Linked DNA regions of Homo sapiens: all the other regions are linked to region 1. A link is an interaction called in ENCODE POLR2A ChIA-PET data of the cell type or tissue named here. Cell type or tissue: MCF 10A. All regions are shown on one strand. Links, peaks and the distances in the headings refer to the core of each region. The heading gives the core; the rest is flanking DNA.

Region 1 (8,300 bases), core at 1-5,000:
CTAAAGCCAAGGGTATCCAAGTTGGACTGGGTTGCGTCCTGACGGCGCCCCCAGTGTGCACGAGTGGGAAGGACTTGGCGCGCCCTCCCTTGGCGTGGAGCCAGGGAGCGGCCGCCTGCGGGCTGCCCCGCTTTGCGGACGGGCTGTCCCCGCGCGAACGGAACGTTGGACTTTTCGTTAACATTGACCAAGAACTGCATGGACCTAACATTCGATCTCATTCAGTATTAAAGGGGGGAGGGGGAGGGGGTTACAAACTGCAATAGAGACTGTAGATTGCTTCTGTAGTACTCCTTAAGAACACAAAGCGGGGGGAGGGTTGGGGAGGGGCGGCAGGAGGGAGGTTTGTGAGAGCGAGGCTGAGCCTACAGATGAACTCTTTCTGGCCTGCCTTCGTTAACTGTGTATGTACATATATATATTTTTTAATTTGATGAAAGCTGATTACTGTCAATAAACAGCTTCATGCCTTTGTAAGTTATTTCTTGTTTGTTTGTTTGGGTATCCTGCCCAGTGTTGTTTGTAAATAAGAGATTTGGAGCACTCTGAGTTTACCATTTGTAATAAAGTATATAATTTTTTTATGTTTTGTTTCTGAAAATTCCAGAAAGGATATTTAAGAAAATACAATAAACTATTGGAAAGTACTCCCCTAACCTCTTTTCTGCATCATCTGTAGATACTAGCTATCTAGGTGGAGTTGAAAGAGTTAAGAATGTCGATTAAAATCACTCTCAGTGCTTCTTACTATTAAGCAGTAAAAACTGTTCTCTATTAGACTTTAGAAATAAATGTACCTGATGTACCTGATGCTATGGTCAGGTTATACTCCTCCTCCCCCAGCTATCTATATGGAATTGCTTACCAAAGGATAGTGCGATGTTTCAGGAGGCTGGAGGAAGGGGGGTTGCAGTGGAGAGGGACAGCCCACTGAGAAGTCAAACATTTCAAAGTTTGGATTGTATCAAGTGGCATGTGCTGTGACCATTTATAATGTTAGTAGAAATTTTACAATAGGTGCTTATTCTCAAAGCAGGAATTGGTGGCAGATTTTACAAAAGATGTATCCTTCCAATTTGGAATCTTCTCTTTGACAATTCCTAGATAAAAAGATGGCCTTTGCTTATGAATATTTATAACAGCATTCTTGTCACAATAAATGTATTCAAATACCAATAACAGATCTTGAATTGCTTCCCTTTACTACTTTTTTCTTCCCAAGTTATATACTGAAGTTTTTATTTTTAGTTGCTGAGGTTAACATTGCTGCAATCTGAAGTGATTTGAAAATTAAGAAGCAAAGAATTTAGGAAGAGTCAAACTAGAAGTTGTGATCTGAATGAAACAGTCTCCCAATTTCATTAATTCTTTCCCTCTTTCTCCATCTCTATCTCTCTCTCTACTACCTCACCCCCAAATAAACCCCTATGCCTATGGAAACTAACAGTTTAGCATTTTGGGTCTGTCTGTAGCTTATTTCTTAATTTGTTTCTAAAATAATCAACCTTGTTTAAATATAGAATAAGTCTCAAAAGATAGTAATCTAATACTATGGAAAAGATTCACAAGAGAAAACATGAACTAGTACTAACTCAATGATTACATGCGTAAATCAAACCTCAGCTCTGGGGAAATGGGAAACTTGAATTCTACCTACAGATATAACTTAGGAGATCAACAAGGCAGTGCTTAACAAGGGAACAATTTTTTGCTTGGTTGCTTTTCATACCAAGAGCCAGTGTGATTATCAGGCAGCAAAAGCAATTTGATATCCAGGAATATTTCACAAACCACTAATTGAGTCAGGGCTGTTTGCTCATTAGCAGTGTTCTAGTACCCAGTAGGTCTGGGAGTGCTAATATCCTGCCTGTGGCTGTAAATCCAAATACACAAAGAGTTTCTCCTTAGGAGTATATCTAGGAGTGGAAGAGATTGGACAGGCTTGTTAGCTTCGGATCCTTTGTAATAACACTTCTTGAACAAAGGGTTACTGGGAGCAGAGCCCAGTTTGCCAAACTGAATTTGCCGATGTCAGCAACCCGGAAGGTGAGATGATTTTGACCATATGTAGAAATAGCAGAGGGACAATAAAGCATTTTGGGGTGGGGCTCTGTGGAAGCTAAACAAGAGCCAACTAGAAAAAATAAGCAGGCTGGGGAATTAATTACCTGCAAAGGTAGACTAAGCCCAGACAACAGTACAGCACAGAAAAGCCACACCACTCCCCAGTTTGCTTTAGATTTCAGTGTTAAAAAAAAAAAAAGTCTGAAACTCAGGCCTATCCCCATGCTTGATTGTTTCAATTAACATTCTAAATGTATATTCTTGAAATTCTAACCATTCTAACCAAAAGGGGTAGAAAAAAGTAATTGTGGTAGAGGAAATTAACCCATGATCTCTGGTAAATTTTGGAGACAAAAGATTAACTGCTTATAAACACTTAATGGTTAAGCTTATTATGGGCCTTCAATGAGTTAATCTTTGAATTAAGGTAACACTAATAGTTGGAGAAGATGAAGCTGGTGACACATCGTCATTAATCCTCTTAATTTTTTTTACACATATATATATGTTACATATATAAAATAATTCAATCAAGGACATTTAACCCTCTCTGTCTATCAAGACAGAGGGTTCATGAACTCAGTGAAAATGCCCAGAAAGTTGTGTTTGTGTGTCTGTACACACTCTTCTGAGGAGAGAAATTTTTGCTTTTATTCGACCCTCCCAGAGTTCCATGACTCAAAAAAAAGGGTTAATAAACCATGAACTGACCAGCTACATGCCCACTATCAGAAACATATCATTGTATGGATCTAAATCCCATGCTCTTTCACCCCTTCATGTTTCTGCTTGCATGTATTTGCCTGGAATACCTTTCCTTCTAGTTCAACTGATAAATCCTACCCATTCTTCAAGTCTTGGCGTAAGTGACACCTTCTCTGTAAAGCTTCCCTTAGTAACTCCATCTTCAAAAGGAATGAATAATTCCCTAATGAGCATGATAACATTTTATCAAAAATCCTATGATAGCACATACAAAAATGTATTATGAACCTCTGTGTCTCCTGGTCAGAACCCTATCTTCTTCATCAATGGACTCCCAAACTTTTAATGTAGCGCCTGGCATATAGTAGATGTTCATAAAATAAATGTTTGATGACTGAACGAACAAGTGAGCTCAAACCCTCCTCCAACATAATTCCAAGTCTTAGTTTCTTCTAGTAAATATACTTCATTCATTTCCAGGTGCATAACTCGTGATGGATCAACCCTCAAAGTCAACCTGGCCAACCCTCAAGTTCTAAAGCCCAGTACTTAGTGAGTGTTCTTAAAAGAATTAAGCTGTTAGCACATTCATACATCCAGCCACACACAGTGTCCCTTCCTGCCTCCACTAATGCAGGTGAGCATCTTCTTACATTAAATGGGTCTGCCTGAAACATTAGTTTTGAAGGTGGAAATGGAGCCTATGTGTGTCCTTGGGCAGGCACAAAAACAGTTCCAGATGTGTCTTCATTTAAAACAACCAGCTTTATTGGTAATGAGAGAGGGGACTTTCTGTTAGTAAAATTAGACATATTTCAGGGGTCCAGAAGTTAGTACCCAATGTTTGCTTGCTGAGACAGGAATCATGCTAATCCATCTATTCCTCCATGTCATTTCATTACTAGAGAAGTGCATTCATGAACCAAGGAAAGAGGCCATGACTTCTGGTTTGATTGTCCCTTGCCTCCTCCACCCACCTCTATGGTGGTCAAGTAGGATCTCATAGAAGAGGGGAAGAGGGTTAGCAGCTGGGATGGCCCCAGAATGTAAAACTATTCTTTCCTAACTCTGGAACCTAACTTGAGTTGTTTGGTTTTGGACTTTTGAACATCATAAAGCAGGGCATTCCTCTGGTCCTGAGTCTCTTTGAGGCCCTCTGCTTGTCTGTGGGGATTCAATGATGAGCAAAATATAATCCCTATTCTCAAGGAACTCACATTCTGGTAGAGTGGAATGTGGAGATGAAATAGAAACTATTCTAAAGGCACAAGATATATGCTATAAGAAAAAGGTGCCAGATGGGAGCAGAAGGAGACATTATTAGAAAATGCTTTATGGGAGAGGTGACATTTGAGCTGATCCAGTGGGCCTTACCAGGCAGAAAAGATTGGAAAGAAACGTGCATGCAAAGGCAGAGAAGTATGAGAAAACGTCTTGTGTTTAGGGACCTGAAGGCTGCTTAGAGAAGCTCGGAAGAAAGATACGAGAAGAAAACTGAAGGGAGAAGAGGCAGGGAAGTTGAAGGCTTGGGTTGAGATTTAATATCCATTCCATGTTATCCTATAGGTGACGGAGAAAGCAGGTGAATTTGAAACAGAGTGGGGACATAATACCCTCAGCTTAAGAATGATTCATGCTGGCAACAGTTTGGAGGATGGATTGGTGAAGAAGAAGCTAGGTAAGGGGTGAAATACCAAAGATAGGTTTTCAGTTTTATTTAGAATGCCTGTGGTATTTAAAGTAGTCTTACAGTTGGGGGACAAATGGGAAGAAGATGGCTTGGTCCAGGCTACATCATGCCACCTTTCTTCTTATGTAACTTTCTGATGAGTTAGGCCTAAAGAGGGATACCAGGAGGTTTGCTTTCCTCTTATGCTACCTGCTCCATGCTTACATTTTCCTCTCCATTGGGTCCATTTGATACCTGAAAGAAAATCTTCTCACAAAATGGTCTAGAGCCCACCTGTTCAGAGTCAGGAAGCTCAAATAAACAGATGTGAATGAAACAGACCTGCACCCGTGTAGGCCAGGCCTTCCAGGGTTATAGCACAGAACTGGTCTTCACTGCTGCAAGACCAAACCTGACTTTATCTGGTCACCTAGAATTGATTAAGCTCAATGAGGCTAGTTGACCCAAACTTTATAAACTCTTTGATGTATAAACAAATTATGTTGAGGGAACTGATAATAACATTTTACATTCCCATAGCACTCATTTTCTACCACAAGTAATATTGAAATCCTATTTTGTGCCAGAAACCAGGAACACAGAAGAGTGAAAGCAACAGGATGCCTTCCCTCATGGAGTTTCTCATCTAGCTAAAAGGAACAGTAAATAAACACACAAGGCCAGGCATGGTGGCTCACACCTGTAATCCCAGCACTTTGGGAGGCTAAGGCAGGCATATTACTTCAGGTCAGTAGTTCGAGACCAGCCTGGCCAACATGGTGAAACCCTGTCTCTCTGCTGAAAATACAAAAATTCGCTGGGCATGGTGGTGGGTGCCTGTAATCCCAGCTACCCAGGAGGCTGAGGCAGGAGAATCACTTGAACCCAGGAGGCGGAAGTTGCAGTGAGCTGAGATGGCGCCACTGCACTCCAGCCTGGGCGACAGAGAGAGATTCCGTGAAGAAAGAAAGAAAGAGAGAGAGAAAGAGAGGGAGGGAGGGAGGGAGGAAGGAAAAGAAACACACAAATAAATATATGATTAAAGTGCAATGAAGAAAAAGAACTGGGCACTAATAAAGAGAAGATCTAAATTGGGTTGGCAACAAAGTATTTCTGGAGAACTACTTGAGCTGAGAAATCTTAGACTAAGAGTTCCCCATGTGAAGAGCAGATGAATAGGAGTGAGACATCCCAGGTGAAGAATCAGCATGAAGGAGAGCCTGGGAAAGACTCTGGTGCACCCTAGTAGTTATGAGAAGGCCTGAATCCCTGGAGCATACTAAGCAAAAGAAAGAGTGATGAGCAATGACATTTGTACTCACCCATCCATACTCTTGTAGTTTCCAAAGCTCTTTTGCCTCTTCTGTCTCATGTTATTTTCACCACTGTTCTCGGGATGCCCATTGATAGTAGTCATGTTTCATGGGAGCAGAAGCTGAGGCTCCCAGTGAGTTTTAAGTGCTTTTGTTGAGGCCATGGCTCCAGTAACTGGTGGGGCACAATTTGGTCCCCAGGCATCAAGAACCATATTTTTCACCTATATTGTTCCAAGAAACAGAAATCCTGGTGACCTTGGGTCTCTTACTCAGTGCACACCCCTACGTCTACATCAAGGACCCTGAGGACTGAATTAGTTATCAGAAGGTTCTTTGATGTGCACAGCATCTGAGCAAAGGTAATCAGATAGTCTCCTGGGATATTTTGTCCATGCCGCAGCAATGTCTAATGAACTCTCCTTGCCTCTCTGCAAACTCCCCCTCTCTGGAGAGAACGAACACTTCTGTGCTGAGAAGCCCTGAGAGTTTCTTGCTATACAAACTTCTTTCATGTACATCACTAAAAAACATTGTTTGATGATTGCCTCATTATTGCTTCAAACAATTGTGTTACCAGATGACCAATACAGTTATTGCCTTCTTAGGTTGTAGGTACTCACTGGTCCCCTGGACAGAATTTGAATATTTCCCAAATATCCTGAGGATTGTACATTCATCACCTTGGGCTGATGACTAATCTCTTCCAGGGTGTATTGATTGATCTTAGGTTCATGCTTGAAGGGGGAAACTTTTCCTGATATTATGTTATCCTGGAGAAAAATGGGCAGGCATCTGAATTGTTCTATTATTGACCATTCTACCAGTTAAGATGTGTGCAGGGGCCAGCAACAGAACATGCAACGTAAACCAGAAGACCAGCTATGAAACAAGTCCACGAGTGGCTAATGTAGTGGCTTAATGACATAATCACGGGTTCAGGTGCCTCCTATCTTTTCATTTCACCATTCTCAGTGTGTCAAGGAAGTTTCTTGTGAGCACTCAAGATACCTGCAGCATTTCCGGCATCATAAGTCAACACAATAGTCACCAGCAATGCAGGAATGTTTACTATCATCTTTCTGTTTTTATTAACAAGAGAAACTTTCCTAGCGGCTCCCCACCTCCACCCCAGTAGACTTGCCCTTTTGTCCCATTGGACAGGAGCAGGTCATATTCCTAGACTCAAAATCATTCATGACTAGGAAATGAACCCACCATGATTGCTTGTACTTTGCCATCTCCTACCTCCTTGAACTTAAGCGAGAGGACTTCTGACTTGCATCAGCCAATGAAATGCAAACAATGGTGACATATCACACCAAGATAGGACGCCTTGAGAGCAACTACAAGATTCAACATCTTCCCTTTTCTTTGCCTTGGCAACTGTGGACACACAGGAATGCAATGTCCATCAGCCTGTGTCCTTAAACGATAGTGATGTGGACAGAGTCCACTCTCCTCTCCCACAACTCCTGACCACCAGCATACCCACAGTGACCATTTAGCATGAGCAAAATCCCCCAAGAATTTGTTGCTTTAAGGCACTGAATTTGAGGGTTGCTTGTTCTTATAGCATTACCTAGTATATTCTAACTCTAGTAGGAACCAACAGTAGGAACGATATCCTCTGGTAGGAACCAATAATGCTTGCTACAAGCATAATAAAAACCGACACGTATATAATATTTATAATAGATACCATTTGCTACATGTCTCCTATGTAGCAGGCATTGTGTTAGGACTTCCAGGGTTGGTGTTAAGGGGAAATGGAGCATCAGGTCTTGTTCAACTTTAGGAAATAAGTGACTTGTAGAAGCTCAAGCTGAATCCAACTCTTCCTGACTCCAAAGAACTGGCTTTGTCCACACAGGACCTTGCTCTTGAATAGTACTGCCATGTAAATTTCTATCTCATTGAACTCTGCAACTTCTCTGCCACACAGGCACTGTTATTTCATTTTGTATATGAGGAACTGAGATTTAGAGAAAAAAACTATCTTGCCAAACTTCAGAGCTAGAAAGACACTAGAGCCTCTGCCCTTCCCACTGTTCCTCACTGCACTTCTGAACAAACACATCAGGAATTGAGGTATTATGAGTTAGGGGAGAGAATTGAGGTATTATGACTCAGAGGCATGCAGATTTTGGAGTGAAGTGCCCCTGCGTTAAATCTAGCCTCTGCCACTTGTAGCTGGGGAGCATGGAGCCAGTCCCTTACCATTGATTGCTAATCCTCAATTTCTTTCTTTGCAAAAATGAGGCCAATCATGGCTGCCACAGAAGGTTGTTGGGAGGAACATACATCTAAAGCACTTATATACAGCAGGCACAGAATAATTAGCTAGTTTTTACTGTCGACTTGTTAATTTAAGAAAAAAAAATCAGGAATACAATCAGGAATACATACACACACATACACACACACACACACACAGCTGAAATAAAAACATTTCCCATTAAGATTCAACGAGGTCTCACAGGGCCTACTTCTTGGTCATATAAGGGCTGGCAGGTCCTCTCTGTGGGCTGGAGAAAAGTTTTGTTTCC
Region 2 (8,300 bases), core at 1,388-6,387, 52 kb after region 1:
AATACCTGAATTCTACTTTTGTCATTATATATCAAGAGGTCTAGATAAAATAAAAATGTACCTAAAGGGCATGAAATTATAGGCGTTTTGAAACAAACTTCAAGGTAATACCAAACCTATTTTTATACAATTCAGCTACCACATTGCACATTCAACATAAACAAGACCGCCCTTTAACTGAAAGGTAATTTTTGAGACATACTAGGTTTCATTCCTTAGGCAAGTTTCCTAAACTCTCTGTTTCAGTTTCATTGGTATCACATGTGAAGAATAATACCCATGCTGAGACTTTAAAAGAGTATATTAATATATATAATACATTATTTGTAATAGATTATTTCATATGTTATATATCATATAGATTATTACATATATTAATATATGTGATATAATCTATATGATATATAATAATATATGTAGTATATGATGTATGATCTATATAATATATGTAATATATTATGCATAGTGTATATATTATTACTCATATAAAATATACATTATTACATATATTATATATCACATTATTCTATATGTAATATACCATATATAATAATATATGTCATGATAACATGTAATATTACATATATGTTATATGTTATGATAATATATAAAATTAATATATAATCTTATATGCTGTTAATATATAATGTTATATGTTACATATAATATTAATATATAACATATCATTCATATATACTACATATACACTACATATGTACAGTATAAGGATTAATGTATAATATATAATATATCTTACATATATAACATTTATTATATGTTATATATTATTATTATATTTTATAATAACATTGTATTATATGTTATACAATATATAATATGTATGATTATATAATTGATATGTAATGATATTATGATTATTGATATATAATTATTATATAATTATACAATTGTAATATTATATTATACATAACATAATATATACTACATTATATTATATGTTAATATATATGATACATTGTAACATATATATGTAAAAATATATATTACATAATTATATATCATATATGTAATAATATATTGTATAAAATTACATATATAACATATTGTATACATACTATATAATATACATGTTGTATATATACTATATAGTATATATCGCACATATAATATGTATCTATACTATATATCATATAGTATATATTCATATAATATGTAAATATGTATAACATATACATATTATATATTGCATATATAATATATTATCATATATACTATATATTATATATACATATAATATATGTATACATATACAATATATATATTTCTATTTTACAGTTGATTTAAACTGAGGCACATAGTGGTTAAGAACTTGTTAAAACTCAGAGAGCTGGAAGGTGGAAGAGCCAAAGTATTTGACTCCAATAAATGTATACATATATATATATATGTATACATATATGCACAAATATATGTATAGATGTATATATAATATATGTATATAAATATATGCATACGCATATATAATATATGTATACTATACATACATACGCATATATAATATATGTGTACTATACATACATACGCATATATATGTGTACTATACATACAGACGCATATATATGTGTACTATACATACAGACGCATATATAATATATGTGTACTATACGTACATAGGCATATATATGTGTACTATACATACAGACGCATATATATGTGTACTATACATACAGACGCATATATATTATATGTGTACTATACATACAGATGCATATATAATATATGTGTACTATACATACAGATGCATATATATGTGTACTATACATACAGACGCATATATAATATATGTGTACTATACATACAGACGCATATATAATATATGTGTACTATACATATAGACGCATATATGTGTACTATACATACAGACGCATATATAATATATGTGTACTATACATACAGACACATATATAATATATGTGTACTATACATACAGACGCATATATATGTGTACTATACATACAGACGCATATATAATATATGTGTACTATACATACAGACGCATATATAATATATGTGTACTATACATATAGACGCATATATATGTGTACTATACATACAGACGCATATATAATATATGTGCACTATACATACAGACGCATATATAATATATGTGTACTATACATACAGACGCATATATAATATATGTGTACTATACATACAGACGCATATATAATATATGTGTACTATACATACAGACGCATATATAATATATGTGTACTATACATACAGACGCATATATAATATATAATATATAGTATATATACACATTATATGCAATACATTATACAGTATATGTACATATATGTACATATACTGTATAATATATAATATGTGCAATATTATATTATATATTATTATATATTATATCATTTATTAATATATCATTTTATGTGAAATGCATAATATATTAATATATGTAATTCATATTATATATTACATATAGTATGTAATTTAGATTATATATTACATATAATATGTAATTTTGATTATATATTACATATAATATGTAATTTTGATTATATATTACATATAATATGTAATTTTGATTATATATTACATATATGTAATTTATATTATATAATCATATATTATTATATTATAGTGCATGACATATTATATAATTATGTATTATTATATGTTATATATAATTACAGGTTTTCTGTTATATATTATAATATATAATGATCATATATAATATGTAATATGTAATAGTTATATATTGCATTTATAATAATCTATTATTGTGTACCCAATAATCTATCATTGTATATATTATATATTAAGTATACATTATAATATCTTATTGTACATAAATTATATGTTACATATATAATGATATTTTATTGTATATGAAATATTGTATATATGATACATAATATAAATGTATGTAAAATAAGTATTATATACATAATAAATATTATCATGTATAGTATGTATAATAATTTGTTATCACATATTTAATAATATATTATACTTATGTATATAATACACACACTATATATATTTATATATATCTGGCACACAGTGGATGCTCAATATCCTATTGGTATCTGTAAGTATGCCTCAAAAACTCTACTTTTTACATTGTTTCCTCCCTCAGTACTGTGCTTATAGAATGTGTGTCTATCTACTTTGTGCAACTACACATTCCTTGTGTTTTTTATGAGTGTTGTGGGAGAGGACAGATGAATAATGTACGTTGAGTATCTGCCATAGACCAGGCTTAAGTGAGATGCTTTTCATACAGTATTTCGTGGCTCCTTCCCCAAACTCTGTAAGGAGACATTGAATCCCCATCACAGGGTGATGAAAGTCCAAGGACCTTGGACCATGTGTGATGCCATATTCTCTGCATCATATTTGTGCATCGTAGTGTAGGGACCGAGGTCAAAGCAATTGTTCAGTAAATATAGGAGAATTCTCCCTTGGATTCTTTTTTTTTTTTTTTTTTTGAGACGGAGTCTCGCTGTGTCACCCAGGCTGGAGTGCAGTGGCAGGATCTCAGCTCACTGCAAGCTCCGCCTCCTGGGTTCAGGCCATTCTCCTGCCTCAGCCTCCCGAGTAGCTGGGACTACAGGCGCCCGCCACCACACCCGGCTAATTTTTTGTATTTTTAGTAGAGACGAGGTTTCACCGTGTTAGCCAGGATGGTCTCGATCTCCTGACCTCGTGATCCGCCCGCCTCGGCCTCCCAAAGTGCTGGGATTGCAGGCATGAGCCACCGCTCCCGACTCTCCCTTGGATTCTTGAGGCCCCTTCCTGGAGTCTAATGCTCACTAAGGCTCGGTATTTGTGAGCAAGCACTTTGGAGTCAAATACTTTGGCTCTTCCACCTTCCAGCTCTCAGACTTTTGACAAGTTCTTAACCACTATGTGCCTCAGTTTAAATCAATTGTAAAATGGAAATCATGATAACATCTACCTCATATTATATTTGTTTTCAGAATAAAATGAAATAGTATATGTAAATTATTTTGTATAGTGCCTAGCATATAGTAAGTGCTCAATAAATGTCCCCTGAGTGGCACTACTGGAAAGATTCAGGAAGCTGCCTATCCAGCGTGGTAGGTCTAAGCCTCAGCAGCCTGCAGAAACTTGGGTGCTGTTGTTCACGGGAAGTGAAGCCCATTTTTAGCTGTGACAGTCTCACAGTTGACAAAGGAATGGTATTCATTTCCTTCAAAAGTTGTTTTGTTCTCTTTCCAAGGCTTTAGGGCAAATACTGGCTCAATAGGAAGCTCTCCGAAGGGTGAGTCAACAGTCACTCATTCTAAAAGGTGATTCACATGCCAGAGTGTGCAGTCCACAAATGTTATGGGGGTGGTACCTCTTGGGGAGAGACTGACAATGCCCTTAAATGAGTTGTTTATGATCACAAGCTGCTCATGAACAGACATGAGAACAGATGTGCCAATTAATTTCTCATATCCCCTCCACACTCCTTCACAAAGGGCACAACTCTTTCTCAAAAAGATGCTAAACTTGAGAATGACTAGCATCATTTCTCCCAAACCCCAGGCCTTTTCAAAACTTGGGCTCACCGAGAGTCAGAGGTAGAGCTGGAGATTTGGATGTTTCAAAGATTTGTGCATTCATATTGAGGTAAAATGAGAAAATTCTTGAAAAGCTGCCTGGAGGGGGATTTTGGAGTCTTGGGGGATTTCAGTGGATTGATGGCCTTGCTCCTGAATTTTTACTTGATGACAAACATTTTGTCAAAATCCAAAATTATTAATCTAATATTTTTCTGTTTGTTTCTTCCAGTAGACTGTGCACACCTCAGGGATACCAAATCTTACTTTGTATCTGTAACAGGTATGTTTGTGAAGTCCAGCATTAGCAATGTGTCAAAATGCCTGAGTCTGAATCTGAGCTTTAGGCAAGTTATTTAATCTCTCAGTGCCCCAATTTCCTCATCTATAATATGGAGACTCCAAATAATACCTACCTGGTAGGGTTACTGTGAACATTAATTGATCTGATGCATTGCCACTCAAAGTGGGATCCAAGACCAAAACAGGTCTACAAACTGTTAGCTGTCCCCTGACAGTTACCTACAGGAAGTAAGAGTAACCTCTGTAGCCGTTGCATTTTACCACAGTAGTTTCATTATATTTTACAAATATATTGGACAGTAGTAGATCATAAAACAATTTTTTAACTAGTTCTTCATCATTATTTGAGACCCACTAGTAATGTATCTCTTCTAATATAGATGTGTTCCAGCATCTGCTTATTAAAATGTATATTGTTTTATTATAAATACACTCCTCTAGCTTCTTCTTCATGATTTTTCCTTCATGGTTGTCTTTGAGCTTGGTGCGTCAGTAGTATGATTTCTATTTCTGGATTTTTTTTTTCTTTTCTTTTTTGAGATGGAGTCTCACTCTGTCGCCAGGCTGAAGTGCAGTGGCACAATCTCGGCTCACTGCAACCTCTGCCTCCTGGGTTTGAGCAATTCTCATGCCTCAGCCTCCTGAGTATCTGGGATTACAGGCATGCACCACCACATCCAGCTAATTTTTGTATTTTTAGGAGAGATGGGGTTTGATCATGTTGGCCAGGATGGTCTCGATCTCCTGACCTTGTGATCCACCCACCTCAGCCTCCCAAAGTGCTGGGATTGCAGGGATAAGCCACCACGCCTGGCCTATTTCAGGATTTTTAAAGGAGATACGTATAATGTGTATTACTACAAGTGGGTGTTATAGAGTTGACAAGCACTAATGAAGAGTTTTATTTAATGTAAGGGCTTGGATTTGATTCTAGGATGGAGTAAGAGTGCTATAGTGTTCTAAGTGAAAAACCGGGGAGCATGATGTGAGAGGGGCTTCTAAGAAATTTCATCCTCTGGCAATCTGATGGGTGATAGGATCTCCTTCTGGGTTCCAGGAAAGCTCCCTTGATGAGGTCCTGGTTGAAAGCATCCTTTCCCACCTAATAGGGAACTCCATATCGTAGAGTATGGATTTTGCTCAAAATTAACTTATGAAATATTGGACCAGAGCAAATATTTAACCAGTGAAACTGTCATAAAAGTTACTGTTTTCCAAGTCTGCTAGTTCAAAAGCATTTAAGGGGGTGCAATTTTCTCTTCTGTGTAATGAGAGATTTATAATAGATGAATAATAGTGTGGTATAGCAGAAATAATAAAGGCTTTGGAATCAGACATAACAGTGTTTTTGTTTTTTGTTTTTCTCTACCACCTATTGACCAGCAAGTAACTTAACCTCTGGGCCTCAGATTCCTCACCTGTAAAATGGGGAAAATGACACTTCACCTTGTGGGCTCTTGTGAGAGTGAACATGATAATGCAATGTGTCCCTGACATATAGTATTTCAAGCATTGTTAGCTGCTATCCCCTGTCCTTATGTTTTCATGAAGGCATTTCTGTAAAGTAAATTAAACATGGCTGTAATTTTTTTACTATTCCTGTCACTGACTAGTGGAGTCTAATTCTCCACCCCTTGAGTCTGAGCTAATGTTAGTGACTTGCTTGACCAACAGAATGTAATAGAAATCATGTTCTGGGACTTACAAAGCCAGCTTGTAAGAAACCTTGTAGCTTTCATCTGGGCCTCTAGAAAAATTAGCTATGGGGGAAGTCAGCTGCCACATAAAAAAAAAAAATCTGATTAGTCTAAGTCTTTCATGCTGTGAAGAAGCCCAAGCTAGAAAAGTAGGGAGGCCAATGGGAGAAGAGATGCCCTGGCACACCAGCCATCCCAGCCCACATACCAGGCACAAGTGAAGAAGTATTCAGAAAACTCCAGAGCCAGCCACCATCTCTGACTATAATTGTATGAAAGACCCTGAGTGAGAACCACCCAGCTAAACAGAACTGTGAGAGAAAATTGTACTCTGTCTAGGTAACCACTGGTTTAGGAATGGTTTGTAAAGCAGCAGTAGAAAGCCAGGGCATTCTGCTAGAATAAAATTTTTGGTCCTCCTGCCTCTTGCTAACTAATTAGTGATGGATGGTTTCACAATAGTTTAGCCTCCATTAGTCTACAATCCCATATCGGCTGGGGTTAAGGTATTCAAACTGGTGCTCCCACATGGCCCACCCTTCCTTCCCATTTTGTGACCTGTGAGCTTTCTCTTCCTTCTGCTCTGTGAGGCAGGTGGTTGTTTCTTGGGGGAGGGCTGCTTGCCCAGCTGTGTCTAGGTAGCTAAGTATGAAGAAGCCAATTTTGCTTCAGGGTGAGGCTACTTTTGTCAGTCTAAATCTGGTGTGTTTATCTTCTCTTTGACTCAACTGGTTCAGAACCAGTGGGGAGTATTGAGACTGGCACCTCAGGGAGACCCCCAAGCTTCCAGCTCTGACATACAGCAAAGTAAATGGTCGAGTGTTAAGCCGATTCCTAACTTGCCCTATGCCCTTGCTTATAAGCAATTCTTGCCCATATTGCTAATAATGTGTTTAATTTCCTCAAATTTACAAATGACCTAAAAGAATTAGAGTCATGGTTAGTAAGTTTGCTGGTTTCTCTTGACACTTTCGATGAATGGCTTATATTAAGCACATTACAAAGAGTAAGACAAAAACTTTCCACCAAAGCCAAGTTGGTAAACAAAGCCCCATAGACTGCCATCATAACCTGTACAAAACTCAAACACAACTTCTGATTTCCTTGGTCAGCCTGAAGCCGACAATGTGCATCTGCTCTATTGAATTCTGTTGGGCCTTTATTATTTCTTTCAGTTACCGCTGTGCTACTTCCAATTATTCTTGCTGTTCAGGACAAAAAAAAGAATGAAAATTCTGTTAAGGTTACAGATATGGCATTTTCTGCCTATTTTGTATGATAATTGCATTTCCTTAATTTATTCATCCACTCAGTAAATTTTGAATGCAGAATTTAAAATAATAGCAGCATTATTCATACTAGCCAAAAAATGAAAACAACCCAAATGTCCATCAACTGAAGAATGGGTAAACAAAATGTAATACAATTGAGTATTATTTGGCAACAAAAAGGAATGAAGTACTCAACATGGATGAACCTTGAAAACATGATGCTAAGTGAAAGAAGTTACAAAGCACTACATATTATATGATTCCATTTACATGAACTATCCAGAATAGGAAAATCTAGGAAGACAGAAAGTTGACTAGCGGTTGCCAGAGGTTGAGAAGAAGGAAAGGAGTGACAGCTGATGAGGTTTCTTTTTGGGGTGAAACTGATGTTCTAAAATTAGATGATGGTGATGGTTACACAAGTCTGTGAATATGATTTTTTTAAAGTTGATTTGTATGCCTTAAAGGGTGAAAGTTAT
Region 3 (5,000 bases), core at 1-5,000, 920 kb before region 1:
ATAAAATGAATGCAAGAAAGAAAAATGACTGAAGAATGATTATGACATAAGCTCTGTCCTCAGTCAATTTCCAGTCTAGTGGAGAGGCAGACATAAAAAAAGAGTCACCAAACTTGTGTGAAGTACGATATCCAAGGTCTGTTCCGTGCTGTGGAGCACTGAGGATGAACTGTGCTGGGATTCCACTTCTGCCTTATGTTCATCTTAACTGACTTTGCAAGATAAAAATGTGTGGGGCTATGGGTATATATGGAAGATACTCAGGGTATAACCTTTCTTAGGCCAATTCTCTTGCACGTGTCCCCCTATCCCCAGCACTCCCAGTGGATGACATCTCAGGATTTTGCAATTCCAAACCATTTCTTTGAATTCAGTGAAACTAGAGTCTGAGACAGAAAACACAAGTGTTGGCAGCAGAGAAAGGAAAGAGAGAGGAGCCCCACAGTATTCTCCTTACTCAACACATTCCAGCCTCCCTGCTTTTTTTGCTTTCCTTCACACATGTTCAATTCATTCCCACTCCAGGGCCTTTGCACTTGCTGTCCTTTCTGTCATTTGGGACTCACCACGAACATCCCTTCCTCAGGAGGGCCTCTCTCCTGCTCACAAAGCCAGCCCTTCACACCCAGTCTGTCATTCCATTTTTGCTCCCTGATATCACTTTGCTTTCTTTTGTAACATTTCTTGTTACCTGAAATCAATATTACTTGTTGTGATTGCTGTTTCTTAGGATCTTCCCAACTGAATGTAAGTTCTATGAGGGCAGGTGTTGCTAGACAAAGCTAGAGGCACTCAGTGAGGAAAGCAGACAGGTATCAGACAGTAAAGGAGACGTGCACACTCCAAAGGGAGGGCAGGCTAATGGGGCTAAGAAAAGTGACACTGACTCCCAAGCAGTTCAAGGAAAAACTAATAACATAAACTCTTATTGCACACGACCTGTGATAAGCTCATGCACTACTTTGTTGAAGTTTCCTTGTTGGAACACAGAAGCATTCTGTGAATGTGGGTAAAAATTGGGATAATAACAGTTCCTGTCCCATGGTGACTGAGTTAATTCATGCAAAGTGGTTAGAACAGTGCTTGGCATATAAAAAACATCAATAAACTTTGCCTATCATCATTGTCACCATCATTATTTACAGAGAGATATGACAGATAGATAATACTCATCTATAAGAATTATATGCATTGCTGTGCACTGTATTTGCTTTTTCTTTTTGAAATGATTCTTAGAATTCCTACAGTGTACAAAGTTAAACATGTGCCACCTATTTTGAACTTAATGTAGTACAAAAACAGTTTTATAAGACTTGTTTGTCAGTTTTTATATAATCGAAGAATTTTAATGTGTTTGTAACAGACACATTTATGATTGCTTTGATCAAGAATTTAAAAGCTTCAAGCCATATAAACATGGAGAAAATGTAAGGGCTCTGAGAAGCTAGAAGAAATAATGATATCAGTGGAGAGAACAAATAGGCTAAAAGTCTCAATGACAACTTTATAAGGGTGAATATGGATATAGAATATTGAACAAGGCAAATAGAAGAATTAGAGATGTGAGAAGCGAGACATTCGCACAGAACAAGTCAAAGCACCACATACAGTCATCACTTCTCTGCAATCAACGCGGGACATGCCTGTTACAAAGGCAAGAACAGCAGGCAAACTGTTGCAAATAAGAACGAGAATTAAACATGTTAATAAATATGATGTTGTTTTATCAATAACTTTAAAAATCTGCTAGAATACTGTATGTTACTCCAAGTTCAGCTAGTTCTTTATTTTTATAAAAACCTCTTTTTATTTACCTCCTTTTTTTGTTTGCATATTGGAAGCCTGGTAAATAGAACTGGAAACCTACCTCGCCCAGGGTACCATTTGCCTTCTTTCTCCATCAGCCCCAATGACCCACAAATACTTTTTCTATCCATGGCAAAAGAGCAGAGGGGTTGTTTTTGAGATTTTAGCAGCCCATGCAATGTTCTCTACAGCCCCTAGGTGTCACTATTGCAAAACTAACAGAAGCCTGAACCGTCAAAAAGAAAAAGTACATTTAATATGAAACACTTTCAATAACTATGCAAAAGGCAGACATCATTTAATACAGAAGCTACAAACAATTTAGTATCTCTAATTGAATTTTTAATTTCCTTTTAAACTCAAAGGCTCACCCCAAGAAGAAGAAAAATATCATTTTTTAGCCAGAAAAAAAATCTCAGAACTGTTCTTTCTCCTAACATTTACACTGAGGGACTCAGCTGAAGCTCACGATACTAAAAGTTTGTGGTATAATTTGTTTTATAATCAAGATTGGTTTGATAGTACAAAAGCTTTCAGAGTAAAAATGTAAGACAGTAAATGAGAGCTGGCTGGAAGGAAAAATGTAGCTATGTTAGTTTGATATTCAACCAAAAGCTATAATCTTATTAAACATATTTAAACATGGTTTTCATTTAGATTTGGCAGCTTGATTAATGGGGATGTATTAAATAATACCTGGCTGCTAGGAGCATATTTAGGAATCAGTGCCACATAAAACATACGACATGTACAATTCAGTTTCATTATTATTTAAGGTTCTCTGTTCTCTTGGCTGTGGGCACACACATATTAAAAATTAAGTACACGCACTCAATGTATGCGCTGCGCTTTTAAAGGGCTTTCTCTTTAAGCAGAAAGATGAAATGGAAAACGAACTCAACTCTGGTGAAAGGTAATGGATTCATCCCTTTGGGGACAGCTGTCCTGTTTATCAAAAGAAAGGGGAGAGGTGGGTCAGAAGCAAGAAAAAAAAATTCCCAAGTGGTCAGCAAAGAGAGACGCCCAACTTCAGAGGGGAGCTGAAATCAGTTTCTACACCCAGGCTTCCTTCTTTGTCACAGTTGAGAGGTCGAATGAATGGTATGTTTAACCATGAGGCCATGGGGGAATTGAGATGCTGATTCCCAGAGCATTATAGAAACACTTTGGTAATGGGGGTGTGGGGGTTGGAGGGGAGTGTGAAGAAGCATCTGTAGTTTTTCTGGGCATAATGCTAGGTACTGACCAAGGGGTGGGAACTGCGGGGTGGGCATGGTTCTGACTAGCTGGGAAGATAGAAAAGTATGAAGTAAAGGACCAAGTATCATAATAGAGTTCTACTCAGTGTTTTTGATGAGAAAAAAATGATACATATGACATGCAGAACCTTATCAATAAATTATCTTTCTCCCCTTTCAAATGACATGAGGTTCCCTAATAATCTTTGGGCTGGAACAAGACATCTCAGAGAGGCCAAAATGTCATATATCACATTACATTTCTAAACAACCCAATGGGACAGGGAAAAGTACTATTAATATTTTAACTTTGGAAACTATGTTTAAATCCAGAAAAAATACAGAAAGCATCTCATCAATCAGAAGGAAAAAAAAGACATGCTTTTTTGATAAAAGTATTATTATCTCTATGTACAGATTACAGAACTGAGGCTCAGAGAGTTCAATCACGTTACCCAAGATCACATATTTAGTAAGTTTCAGAGGTAGGACTGGAACCCAAGCTTGTCTTATTTGAAAACCCACTTTTAAAATCTTCAACTCTCATTGCTTCTCTGATTGACTGAAGCCTTGGGCAGAAGAAACAAAGAAAATAGGGGGTGATGTGGAGGGGCACAGCATGCAATTCTGTTTACCTCTTGTGTCACCTACTTGCAAAAGACTGGAAGAAGAGAGTCTGATTTCTTCTCAAATACTGCTTCCCATTGCTGCTATCGTCCACAACTGAGCTATCTATTTCCCCCACTGGAAAGAAGTCACAAAAATGTTAAGCACGCCAAAGTCTTCACAGCGACGATGGTTATAATCAGCAGATCACAGAGAACAAGCTATGTTGCATTAAGAATACAACCAAGAAGGAAGGAAATTCTGATACGTGCTACAGCATGGATAAACCTTGAGAACATTATGCTAAATGCAATTAGCCAGTCAACAAAAGACAAATGCTGTATGATTCCACTTATATGAGGTATCTAAAGAGTAGTTAAATTCACAGAGACAGAAAGTAGAATGGTGGTTGCTAGGGGTTGGGGGAGGGGGCAATGCAGAGTTATTGTTTAACGGGTAAAGTTTCAGTTTTGCAAGATGAAAAGAGTTCCGGAGATGGATGGTGGTGATGGTTGCACAATAATGTGAATGAACTTAATACCACCAAACCGTACACTTAAAAATGGTTAAGATGATAAATTTTATGTTATGTGTATTACAAACAAACAAAAGAATACAACCAGGACCACCTCCTCCAATGGTGATTTACAATTATGTACAATGTTCTCTTGCCTGGCACAATATGAAGCATGACCTTCAACATTTTCAAATTTTTTGAAGTAAAGGTATTTTTGTGGTATTTCCTCGCCACTTTTCTGGAAAGCAGTACATCTGGAGGTAAAGGGTTTTTTTTTTTCATGTAATTTTACATTTGCGTGTTTCATATGGATGCTTGTCCTGGTTTGATCAGCAACGAGCTCTCTGGCCATGCACAAAGCACTTCCCGTTTCTGGGTCTCAACTTCCTCATCTGTAAAAAGAGGGTTTGTGTGGGATGATCTCTAAGGGCCCTTCCAGTTCTCAGTTCAGATTCCTATTTTTCCAAATGCTAATAGTGTCTACACTCTTAGGTACACATTGCTTACTATTAACACTCATCAGATCCTTTTTGCGAGCCACTCGTCATTTCAGAAATACCTGCACTTGCTGCACTTTTCCTGGGGGCTAGACAGAGAGATGAAGGACACAGTGTGAGGTAGGTAGACAGAAAGAAAACAATTGAAAGGCCTCTTGGAAGGAGCACTGGACTGGGAGTCTGATGCTATGAGGTTTAGTCCTGGGCCCCCGCCACTTGCTCACCATGTGAATCAGGGAGGAAGAAAGCATTTACTGGGGCCTTTTATGCATGAGGCACTTTTATACATATTATCGTACTATTTCACACATTTTAGTAATTCAGGTCCTATCTTCA
Region 4 (5,000 bases), core at 1-5,000, 900 kb before region 1:
CTTGCCAGAATCTGAAGCTGGTCCTCAGACCTGGGGCACAAAGGTTGGCCCCTCTTCTTTGGAGGGGAGCAAATGACGCCAAGTCTACATGCATTTTCATTTCCAAAGCAGTTCCAAATATTTTATCATTCTAATGATATTGATTACACCTGAGAGGTCACTGGAACTTTCAAAGGCTCTTTATCTCGATAGTCCCATATGGGTGGCAATTCTTATTTAAACATTAAAAAAAATACATAAAACAGACAAATAAAACAAGCACCCAGAGAGAACAAGTGACATCGTCTGAGGACAGTAAAGCAAGCACAGAGCTCCAGACTATGGGGAGTCTGTCAGGTAAGTGATGACAGATAAGACCTCAGGACTCTCTCAGCTGGTGGCTCCCTTTACTAGATTGTGTCTCCTGAAAACGATCAGGACAGGCACACACATCCTTGGGTTGAATAGGAGACATGAGCTTGTCTTTACAATGCTGTGAGCCTTGCAGCTGCTACTCAAGTCATCAGTTCCAAATCTGATCTACTATATCTTAGATTCTGTTACAGAAGACTAACAGCAAATCTCATGTAGTCAAGATGTCAGTGTGGAATTAAGCTCAGTTTCCCATTAGGGGAAGATGTGAGTGGAATTCCTTTGGAGCTGGAGATCCCAGTTTTGAATAAGATATCAATGAAGCCATGAGTCATGGTATGATGTATCTAGTATAGCAGCCTCATCTTGAAAGGCTATTCTCTGTTTGAGCTACAGACTATCTCCTGATTTGTGACCTATGGCATTTCTTTTCAGAAAATACACCACTGAACACTTAAGAAGCCAGAAAATATTTTTAAAGAAAAAACAAATCGAACAAATTAGAAAAAGAATGACAGGATAAGATATAGACCCAGAGAGACCTTCATTTCAATTCTGCTTCTGCCCTTTCTGTGTAGCCTTGGACAAATTACTTAAAACATCTCTGAAGCTTGGCTTCCTATCACAGAAGGATAAAAACACGCATCCTGCAAGCAGGATGACTGTCAAGATTAAATGAGGTGTCTTATCTCAGGCTACTATAACAAAATGCCATAGACTGGGTAAACAACAGAAATCTATGTTCTCACAGTTCTGGAGGCTCAAAGTCTGAGATCAGGGTGCCAGCAATGTCAGGGTCTCGTGGGAGCCCTCTTTTGGCCTATAGAAATGGACTTCTTGCTGTGTCCTCACATGGCAGAGAGAACAAGCCAGCTCTCTGGTGTCTTTGTATAAGGGCCCATCAGACCATCATAACCCATCAGACTAGGCTCCTGCCCTCATGATTTCATCTAACCCTAATTAGCTCCCAAAGACCCACCTCCATATACCATCACATTGAGGGTCAGGGCAAATTTTGCAGGAATACAAATATTCAGTTCACAACACAGGGTAACCTCTGCAGAACCTTAGTAAGCATCCCCCCTGTTTTAACTATTATAATTTGCCGCAGGAAGGGCAAGATATTTAATTGTGAGAACATCTCCGTCAGCTGATACACTAAAATAATAATTGACAATTCATTGATATTTCAACAACAAATATCTCCATGTGCTATTTTTGAGAAAGGACGAGACTATCCAGAAAAAGTCGAGAACTGAACTATACCACCTTTGTTTAAAGACTCACTCAGAATCCACAAGAATTCATGAGTGGATTTAATTCCTTGTGAGGGAGATTTCACAGTCATTAGTTTCAGAGGCTTGGATAGTGTGTAGTGTACCACATTTTCCAAAATGCAGTACAAACAGCATCACACTTTTACATCTGTCTGTTCCCAATAGTGTACCCTTAAATTTTGGATCTCTATGGCCCAATCTCTGTGGCTCATGAAGCATTGTTATAGGTATTAGGAAGATTATACAAAAAGCACCTAGCATAGTGTCTGGAACATAAGAGGTTCACAATAAACAAAGCTCTAATTACTGAGCTACTAGATACCTGGCTTGTAGTCCTAAGCTTGAGACCATGGGCAAGTCATTTGGACTCTGCTGCTTTGCTGAACAAATATCTCTTGAACGTTCAGTTGAGAAGTGGGAGCCAGACTTCTTGATTCTGGCATTTACTAGCTGTTTCATTTAGGCCAAGTTATTTAACTTCTTTATGCCTCAGGTTCCTCAACTATAAAATGGGGATAATAGAGCTATTGCAGGGACTAAATGAGCATGCTTGACACACAGAACTCACGATGCGCTGTCAATTACTATTACAGATAAAGGAGTGGAAGTACAGAGAAGACTGTTTAGGCCACAAGAGCTGGTAGGTAATCAAGCTAGGATTTGAGCCCAGGTGGTCTAATGCCAGAGCCTGTATGCTCTTAGCTTCCATACCACATTCATTGTTTACCTTGTATTATTTTAGCACTCAAAACCTCTCCACAAAGCCCCATGTGTGCAAGGTCTTTCGCAATTTGGTGGGAGGAAAAGTTTTCCCTCTCACCAGAAACTAGTATGTTTCCTCTTTTTGAAAGTAAGAATTATGCAATTTATCATGTGTTCTTTTTTGTCTTGCCTGCCAGGAAGCTCTGAGCCAAATTATGTGTTTAATCACAGCCACCAAATTGTTTCCTTCTTCCTATATCTTTGTTCCTTATTTTCCCTTTTAATTCCTTTTTTATTTCATACTGACAGTTTCATTTGTGTCTCTTGTTGATAGAGGCCTTCAAGGTATTTAGAAAATGGTGAGGTTGACATAAGCAAATAAAAATCTGAAATACACATGAAACACTGAAGTTTTGAGCCTTACCTGTTTCATGTGCTCAAAGAAAAGTGGTCAAGGGGAAATTTAAAAGGAATAATTTAAAAGGTATTTTAAAGAAGAAAGAAAAAAAACAACTGAAAAACAGAACGACCAACACGAACCGAGGCCAAGTCAAATGAAAACTGCAATAAATATGTCTGAGGCTAGAAGTGTTTGTGCTTTCCCTGGCTGGAACCTATCATTTCTTAATTATATCCTGTGTGTATTTTGTAAAATGCGAGCTGCTGTCAAGAGGAAGGATGGCCTCAGACAGGGGAGGAGCCACAGCCCACCCCCTGGTCTTCACATACCTGTACAGAAGCGAAATCCCCTGAGGCACAGGCACCCAGAACAGCAGCACCCACAAGAACGGACTCCACCTCTTGCGACAGGACCACAGGCATGCCTGCGCAGGACAAGGCCACACCTTGGTTAGGGAGCAGAGCCAGGGGAGTGTGAGGAGCCAACAAGCAGCCGCAGTGGCAAAAACACCTGACATCAGGGCAGCAGCAGGCCCCCCGCCCGACTCCCTGCAGTCCTCCCTTCTTTATTCCTTGGGATTATTTGGTTCTAAAAGATTTCACTGCCTGTGCCTGCTGGTGCAGTAGCCAAGAGCCCAAGGGAACCAACACCATATATATCAACTCACGAGACCTCAGTGCCCAGGTTTTTCAGGCTTCTGCAAGCTGCTACCTGCCATTTGATTCAAGTTCAGATCCACTGATGTTTATTAAGCGCTCTGCTGGCCGAGGGAATACTGAGATGAATCGGACTGTGCCCTGCTATTCAGGTTTCAGAGGGAAATGGATGAGAGAGATGAAGGCTACGGAGGGGGTTGGTTCTCTAACTGAGATGTGCTAAGGGAAAGGAGATAGCAAGAGAGGGTGTGATTCATCCCTCCAGGGGCTTCTCCCCTCTCTCAGGGTGCATGCCACAGCCCTTACAGTGGCTGACAAGGGGCTCTCCCTCCCAGATCTGGCCCCACTTCTCCCTCTCTGATATCCTCCTCTTCTCCTTCCAGCCACGTAGTCCTGGCCTCCTTGCTGCTTCCTGAGTGTGCCTCGGGGCCCTTACCCATGCTGTTCCCTGTCTGGAACACTTCCTCCTAGATGCCCACATGCTAATTGCCGGCCCATCCTTCAAGTGTTTCCGCAAACATCACCTTCCTACTGAGCTTTCCCTGGCCATCAGATTTAAAATTACAACTTCCCTCAACACTCCTTACCCCCTTAACTGCTTCATCCCACCTTCCAACATTGTATTTTACTTACTTATCTTGTTTAATGTCTGTCTCCCCTCCAAAAACTTAAGCTACTTGAGGGTAGGGACTCTGTTTTGACTACTGCGGAATCCCTGGCATTTAGACCAGTATCTAGCACATGGTAAGTGACTGAATGATGAGTCACTTACATTTCTGGGGTAGCGGTCATCACAGATTACGGTGGAGATGAGGCTTAAACAGGCATCTGAAGGGTGAGCAGGAGTCCACCAGGCAGGGAGGAGCCCTCCATATGCCAATGCCCAGAGGTTGAGGGTTCATGGTAGGTTTAAGATTAACAGAAATAATTTAGGATTCTTAGGTCTATAATGTATAGATTAGTCTGCTAATCGGGAGATGGCAGCAAACTTTACAGAGGTAAACTTGTGGTGTAAAAACTGTCTTCTACTCAAGCCATAAGAGTTATTTTCCCAAAGCCTAGATTTCTTTTCCTATCTTGTCTGAGAAGACACTCTCTCTACATCCCATTACTTCCCCACTCAATTCTTTCCTCCAGCTACCCAGAGAAAAAGGGCAGGGGAGTAAATTCCCACAGACACCCCAGAGAATTTAGGAATACCAGCTCTCAACTGGGCCAGGACTTAAGACATTGCCAACATGGTGTCAGGTGGGGTGGGAATGCTGGGAGAAGCTCAGACCTGAGTTTATTTCCTGGTTCCACTAGCTCTGTGTCCAGTAAGTCACTTACACTCTTTAAGCCTTGGTTCCCAAATGCAAATGGGGATCATCCCAAATGTAAAATGGGGATGATGATAAGATGTACCACACAGGTGTGTTGTGAGGCTTAATGAGAGGGCACACACTTGGTGCTTAGCATATTTCCTGGCCTACAGTAAGCCCTGGAGAAATGATGGCTGCTACTGTTAGAATTCAGGTAGATGGCAAGTGAAGCCTCTATGCATGTACTAGACCTGGACTAAAAACTGGATAAGTGGGGAAGGGACAATAAAGGTTCCCATCAACCATCCAGAGG

What was found. Peaks named below come from ENCODE experiments on the same cell type or tissue, not always from the same donor. Only the 100,000 strongest peaks of a DNase experiment are listed, where the experiment ranks them.
Region 2: POLR2A ChIA-PET joins it to region 1 with 19 read pairs; 11 of 35 experiments call an interaction of 5 or more read pairs at or near these places.
Region 3: POLR2A ChIA-PET joins it to region 1 with 11 read pairs; 11 of 35 experiments call an interaction of 5 or more read pairs at or near these places.
Region 4: POLR2A ChIA-PET joins it to region 1 with 15 read pairs; 5 of 35 experiments call an interaction of 5 or more read pairs at or near these places.

The regions. Positions count from the first base shown.
Region 1 is chr1:58,773,667-58,781,966 of GRCh38, reverse strand. It overlaps JUN (Jun proto-oncogene, AP-1 transcription factor subunit), which reads left to right. Exons shown (of 1, transcript NM_002228.4): 1 at 1-1,176. Among named protein-coding and RNA genes, the nearest start is that of JUN, 6.2 kb to the left of the region's middle. RefSeq lists a silencer at 1-123 and an enhancer at 7,763-7,822. In MCF 10A, for the core only: a CTCF peak has its summit at 17; a DNase peak (open chromatin) is centred at 1,926.
Region 2 is chr1:58,723,548-58,731,847 of GRCh38, reverse strand. The region is part of intron 5 of LOC112268263 (a long non-coding RNA gene); the gene reads right to left. Among named protein-coding and RNA genes, the nearest start is that of MYSM1, 28 kb to the right of the region's middle. RefSeq lists an enhancer at 3,799-4,998 and a silencer at 4,960-5,009. In MCF 10A, for the core only: no CTCF peak of the experiment used is centred there; a DNase peak (open chromatin) is centred at 4,257.
Region 3 is chr1:59,696,436-59,701,435 of GRCh38, reverse strand. The region is part of intron 14 of FGGY (FGGY carbohydrate kinase domain containing); the gene reads right to left. Among named protein-coding and RNA genes, the nearest start is that of MIR4711, 34 kb to the left of the region's middle. In MCF 10A, for the core only: a CTCF peak has its summit at 2,001 (motif pointing right); a DNase peak (open chromatin) is centred at 2,005.
Region 4 is chr1:59,672,193-59,677,192 of GRCh38, reverse strand. FGGY (FGGY carbohydrate kinase domain containing) reads right to left here. Exons shown (of 16, transcript NM_018291.5): 14 at 3,060-3,154. Among named protein-coding and RNA genes, the nearest start is that of MIR4711, 59 kb to the left of the region's middle. RefSeq lists an enhancer at 3,153-3,680. In MCF 10A, for the core only: no CTCF peak of the experiment used is centred there; DNase peaks (open chromatin) are centred at 2,422, 3,122, 3,762 and 4,152.